Regions from separate parts of the Homo sapiens genome. Here region 1 is linked to region 2. A link is a loop called in an ENCODE intact Hi-C map of the cell type or tissue named here. Cell type or tissue: chondrocyte. All regions are shown on one strand. Each heading gives the region's core, and the rest is flanking DNA. Links, peaks and the distances in the headings are about the cores only.

Region 1 (2,901 bases), core at 285-2,784, 84 kb after region 2:
CTCTCCCAGACTGCTGCCAGGACACCATGACAGGCACAGAGCCAGGCACAGGGGGTGCTTGGGAAGTGGGGTCGGGGCTGCTGAGTTTGGGGTGCCAGAGATAAAGCTGGGGAAACAGGTCAGTGTAGGGACTGAGGCCAGCAACTTGGGGAGATACCCTGACACAAGGCAAGTGCAGGCCTGACCTGGGGCAAGTCCATTGTGGCTCCCTTTGCCGCAGGCACTGTGCTTGAGGTTCCTGCTGCCCCATGGTGGGGCAGAAATCACAAGATCTTCGTAGAGCAAAAGCTAAAACCAAGGGCAGGCTAAAAGTGCTGCCTCTCCCGAAGGGCCCTCAGGCTTAGTGGAGATGCATGTGGACCAGGGGCCCCAGGAAGACCCAGGAGGGCTCTGAGCCCCGGGCAGCCTGAGGTCCTGATATTGCCCCAGGGATAGTTCTGGAAAGACGATAATATTCCAGCAGCTTTGACAGTACCAAATGGGGCACATGGCTGCGGTGAGATGACCTAGAGCAGCTGGGAGGTCCCTCAAGCCCATCAGACACCCCAAAGGCAGCAGGAGATAGCCAAGGTTAGAGAAGCAGTGAGTGCGGGGAGGATAATTCCACAGCCTGGGAGAGAGGTGGATCCCTAGGCACCCCCAGCCCTGGAGCACCCCACCACACAGCAAGCTTGTCCCTCTCCTCCTTACATGTACCCTCTACTGTCAGGTTCTCCTGTTCCCCACTCCCCTCACCCTAGGGTCTCCAAGTAGGGTGTGCAGGTATTTTAGGTAAGAAAGTGGCCGGGCGTAGCGGCTCACGCCTGTGATCCCAACACTTTGTGGGGGCTGAAGCAGGAGGATCACTGCCTGGGCAACATGGCAAAACTGTCTCTACAAAAAACAAACAAAACAACACTTCACCTTGGTGTGGTGGTGCAAGCCTGTAGTCCCAGCCACTTGGGAGGCTGAGGTGGGAGGATGGCTTGGGCCTGGGCAGTCAAGGCTGCAGTGAGCCATGATTCTGCCACTACATCCAGCCTGGGCGACAAAGTGAGACCCTGTCTCAAAAGAAGAAAAAAAAAAAAAAGGCCGGGTGCAGTGGCTCACACCTGTAATCCCAGTATTTTGGGAGACCAAGGTAGGAGGATTACTTGAGGTCAGGGGTTCAAGACCAGCCTGGCCAACAAGATGAAACCCCATCTCTACTAAAAATACAAAAATTAGCTGGGTGTGGTGGCACACACCTGTAATCCCAGCTACTCAGGAGGCTGACGCAGGAGAATCGCTTGAACCCAGGAGGCAGAGGTTGCAGTGAGCCGAGGTTGCGCCACTGCAGAGTGAGATGGCAGAGTGAGACTCCGCCAAAAAAAAAAGAGAAAGAGAAAGAAAAGGGAGGAAGGGGAGGGGAGGGGAAGGGAAGGGAGAGGAAAGGAGGGGACGGGAGGGGAGAAGGGGAAGGAAAAAAAAAAAAAGAACTGAGCCAACTTCAGTATCTAACATTGTGATTGACACTGTCGCCCCTCTGGAGCCCAATCTGAGAATCAGCAGGATTCTCCTTGTTCTGTCTCAGGGTTCTGAAGGCAGAAACAAGACTAGGGGCCTTTTCCCTGCAGGCTGAGGCGGATTTCCAGACGCAGAGACCTCAACTTAATTAACTGATCCCCAGGAAACGTTGAAGGACTGATACAGCACAGCCAACATGAGCCAAGGGCAGCTGTGTGGAGGGGCAAGCTGATGCAGTGGTGCCCACAGATGCACAGTGATTCATTCATATGGAAGCATAGGTTGGGGGATTCCCCAGGTCAAAGAACTGGGGCCCAACCCCATCGCCCATGCCTGTTCCTGCCCCTCTGCCTTGCCCTGGCTACTGCAGCCCAGCTTCTTCTCGGCCCAGGTCTGTCTACACAGGCCTGACGACTGTATGCCCAGCACCCACTGGATTCTTTGGGGTTGTTCAACTCTGTCCAAAGTCAGCTCCAGCCCATTGACCTATTCAGTTCAGACTAGGCCCTCCTCAAATGGCTGGCTTTGCAGCGCACACTCTCCTGTCCCCAGGCTCTGGGATAGCCAGTCTTATTTATTTATTTATTTATTTATTTATTTATTTATTTATTTATTTTGAGACGGACTCTTGCTCTGTCTCCCAGGCTGGAGTGCAGTGGCGCGATCTTGGCTCACTGCAAGCTCCGCCTCCTGGGTTCACGCCATTCTCCTGCCTCAGCCTCCCCAGTAGCTGGGACTACAGGCGCCTGCCACCATGCCGGGCTAAGATTTTTTGGTATTTTTCATAAAGACAGGGTTTCCCCGTGTGAGTCAGGATGGTCTCGATCTCCTGACTTTGTGATCCGCCCACCTTGGCCTCCCAAAGTGCTGGGATTACAGGTGTGAGCCACCGCGCCCGGACTTTTTTTTTTTTTTTTTTTTTTTGAGATGGAGTTTCACTCTTTTTGCCCAGGCTGGAGTGCAATGGCATGATTTGGGGTCACCGTAACCTCCGCCTCCCAGGTTCAAGCAATTTTCCTGCCTCAGCCTCCCGAGTAGCTGGGATTACAGGCGTGTGCCACCATGCCCGGCTAATTTTGTATTTTTAGTAGAGATAGGGTTTCTCCATGTTGGTCAGGCTGGTCTTGAACTCCTGACCCCAGGTGATCTGCCTGCCTTGGCCTCCCAAAGTGCCGGGATTACAGGCATGAGCCACCGCGCCTGGTGAGGGATAGCCAGTCTTAATCCCTGTTCTCATGGAGGGAGGTGGCAGGAGCTGAGGGCAGATGCCCGTAGGTGTTCATAGGAGAGGAAAAGGGCATTCACACAGAAGAAACAGTGTGGGCAAGGAGGTAAGATGGTAAATTCTGGAGAACTCAGAATATGCCAGTCCAGTCCAGCTTGCCATGAAGTTCTGGGCAGGGGCCTGGCATGGAG
Region 2 (2,892 bases), core at 393-2,892:
GGCTCTGTGAAGGTCTCCCCCCACCCCCAGCTCTCCCTGACCCCCCAGCGGGTTAGGAGCCTGCAGGATCCACAACCCTTAACGCCACCTGTCACAGCCTCAATCCCATCTGTCTCCCAGATGTGGAGGGTAGGGCATGACTGACACAGGCAGAAGCTGGGGAGTGTAGGGGACAGACACAGGGGCACTCCCATGGCTGCTGTCTCCCGAGGCCTCTCCCCGTAAGCCTGGATACAGTGTCCCTCCAGTGGTACCTGGGGCCCCAGGCCACGGTGCCGGAGGTTCAGCTCTTGGGCGCTCCCTTGGCGCAGAAAGCAGGAGATGGGCACAACACTATGGGCCCGGCAAGACCTCAGGTACAGTGTGTCCCTGACCAGTTCTCCAAGCCCATCGGTGCCTGGCAGGAGACAGGGGGACGAATGTGGACCCTGCACAGCTACAGCCACCTGTGTCCTCCCCTGCCCTGTGTCACTACCTGGCCTATGTTTTGCCTCTAGAAGCACTGCTTCCTGTGCTTCTTGGGACCACTGCTCCCATATGACAGATGAGGACATCAAGCCTCAGGCAACGCAAATCTTTTCCTTAAAGTCATACGGCTATCAAAAGAAAGCTGGACAACCTGGGCAACATAGCTAGACAAATTTTCTTTTTTTTTTTTTCGAGACAGACTCTTGCTCTGTCACCCAGGCTGGAATGCAGTGGCACGATCTCGGCTCACTGAAACCTCTGCCTCCCAGGTTCAAGCAATTCTCCTGCCTCAGCCTCCCGAGTAGCTGGGATTACAGGCGCCCACCACCACACTGGGCTAGTTTTTTGTATTTTCAGTAGAGACGGGGTTTCACCATGTTGGCCAGGCTGGTCTCGAACTCCTGACCTCAGGTGATCTGCCTGCCTGGGCCTCCCAAAGTGCTGTGATTACAGGCGTGAGCCACCCCACCCAGCCAAAAAATTTTTATATTAGCCAGACGTGGTGGTCTCCTGTAGTCCCAGCTACTCAGGAGGCTGAGGCAGAAGGCTCACTAGAGTGCAGAGTTCAAGGCTGCAGTGAGCTATTATCCTGCCACTGCACTGACGCCCGGGTGACAGAGCAAGACCCTGGCTCTAATAAATAAATAATTTATTTATATATTTATTTATTAATAAATATGAGCCCAAGCAACCCAATGTTGTTTGTAGTAGAAGTCATGGCTGGCCTGCGCTGAGCATCCCACAGCTAGTGGTGGTAGCTAATCCTGCCAGAGTCAGGCCTCTGCCTGTCTGATGCCAAATTGCATGCTGTGTCTTTTAACCTGGATTGCAGGCCACAAATGTTTTGTAAACATTTTACGGGAGAAAAAACCGAGATAGTTCTAAATTCCATACATCCATTAGCTTAGTTTTTCCTGTGGATTGGGAAAACCCGGCTCTGATTTCATTTCAGGGTGGGACAGCCCTTGGTGCACTGTCTGGCGGGATTTTGCATTTTATCCTGATGCTTCCAGGAGCAATGAAGGGAAGGCAGGGGGCTGGAGGCGCCCCGCAGGCGGGTACGTTCCCTGCTGGCCTTAGCCCCAGCCCGCCTCCCCCAACCCCTGCGGGAGAAGACCCCCAAAGGGGAGGAGTCGGGCCTGCCCCCTCCCCCGAGCACCTTCCGTCTCCAGGTCGGAGTCCCAATTGGCCTCGGGACCCTGCTCGGCCTCGGGGACCCCTGAAAGACGCCCACAGGCCACCATAGCCTCTTCTTTCTGCTCTTCATCCTCCCCAGACCTCTCACAGGAACCCCTCATGGTTACGACCCTCTCGCAGTCTCAGACACTGAGTCGGAGACAGCTTGACCCCGCGCCCAGAGCGCGGCCCGGGATTGTGGGCGGAGTCTGCGGCTGCGCTGACCAACCGAATGTGCCGTCCAGCAACAGGCACCCCCCACAGCCAATAGCGACGCGCTCTCCCGCGGCGGTCGCCCCGGCAACCCGGTGTTGTCGGTTGCCGTAGAAACTGTGGCCGGCTTGTGCTGAGGCTCCTCGCCCGGGCTGATACACTGCATGCGCCACAGACCATGCACCGGATTGGGCGCCTTGCTGCGTTTATCCCCCTGCCTCCCCTAGGCGGTTCCAGCATCGCCCCCCTTTCATGGAATGGGAAACATGCCTGACTCCAGAGCTTGTGTTTTCTTCACTGCACTTGGGAATGGCTTTTCAGGAGGGCCTGGGGAACTTCGCAGAGCCAGGTCACCCTCTCACTCTGTGGCTCTCAGTTCTCTTGCATGCGCTGGCCTTTGCATACGCTGTTCGCTCCCCTGGGAACCTCCATCCCCATCTTTGTCTGCTTGTTGAACTTCAGAATCTGCAAGCGTCAGCTCAGAAGTCACTTATTCCTGAAGCTTTACTCAGAGCCCCCCCGGGGCTGTTGCTGCCCTCAGGCCGTCTTCTCACAGCACTGATAACAGCTGTCCTTCCCCATCCTCTCACCACGTCCACTCCCACCGGAGGAAGTGAGGCCAGAGGGCAGGGACAGAGCTGCTGTTTTCTGTGTGCCACCAGGGCCCAGCAAAGAGAATGTAGGGAGGGTGGGAGGTGCAGGGCAGCTGGGGTTAGGGGCTGAAGGCTGGGTGTTGGAGGCTGGATCCTGCTTTAGTGGAAGTGTCCCTTTAACAGCGGCTGGCGTGGCCTGGCTCGGGCCCTGCTTTGCCTCCTGTTCAGCTGCGGCTGCAGCTGCCATGCTGACTCATGTGCCCGCAGCTAGCAGGAGCTGGCAGCATGGGCTCCCCAGGGGCCACAGCAGACTAGGGGCTTCTGGATTATAAAACGGAGAAGTATGTGATGACCAGGAACTGGTGGGGGGGCGCCCTGCAGAGGCTGCTGCAGTTTGGGATCGTCGTCTATGTGGTAGGGTAAGAGAGAAGAGCTTTTGGCC

What was found. Peaks named below come from ENCODE experiments on the same cell type or tissue, not always from the same donor. Only the 100,000 strongest peaks of a DNase experiment are listed, where the experiment ranks them.
Region 1: a loop joins it to region 2, with 3 times the contacts of the local background. A loop is called at or near these places in 4 of 110 quality-filtered maps.

Annotation. Positions count from the first base shown.
Region 1 is chr22:20,960,672-20,963,572 of GRCh38, reverse strand. The region is part of intron 1 of LINC01637 (long intergenic non-protein coding RNA 1637); the gene reads right to left. Among named protein-coding and RNA genes, the nearest start is that of LINC01637, 5.0 kb to the right of the region's middle. RefSeq lists enhancers at 1,557-1,616, 1,657-1,746. In chondrocyte, for the core only: CTCF peaks have their summits at 1,307 and 1,516; no DNase peak of the experiment used is centred there.
Region 2 is chr22:21,044,861-21,047,752 of GRCh38, reverse strand. LRRC74B (leucine rich repeat containing 74B) reads right to left here and starts at 1,807. Exons shown (of 10, transcript NM_001291006.2): 1 at 1,628-1,807; 2 at 255-397. The coding sequence starts at 1,766. In chondrocyte, for the core only: no CTCF peak of the experiment used is centred there; a DNase peak (open chromatin) is centred at 1,944.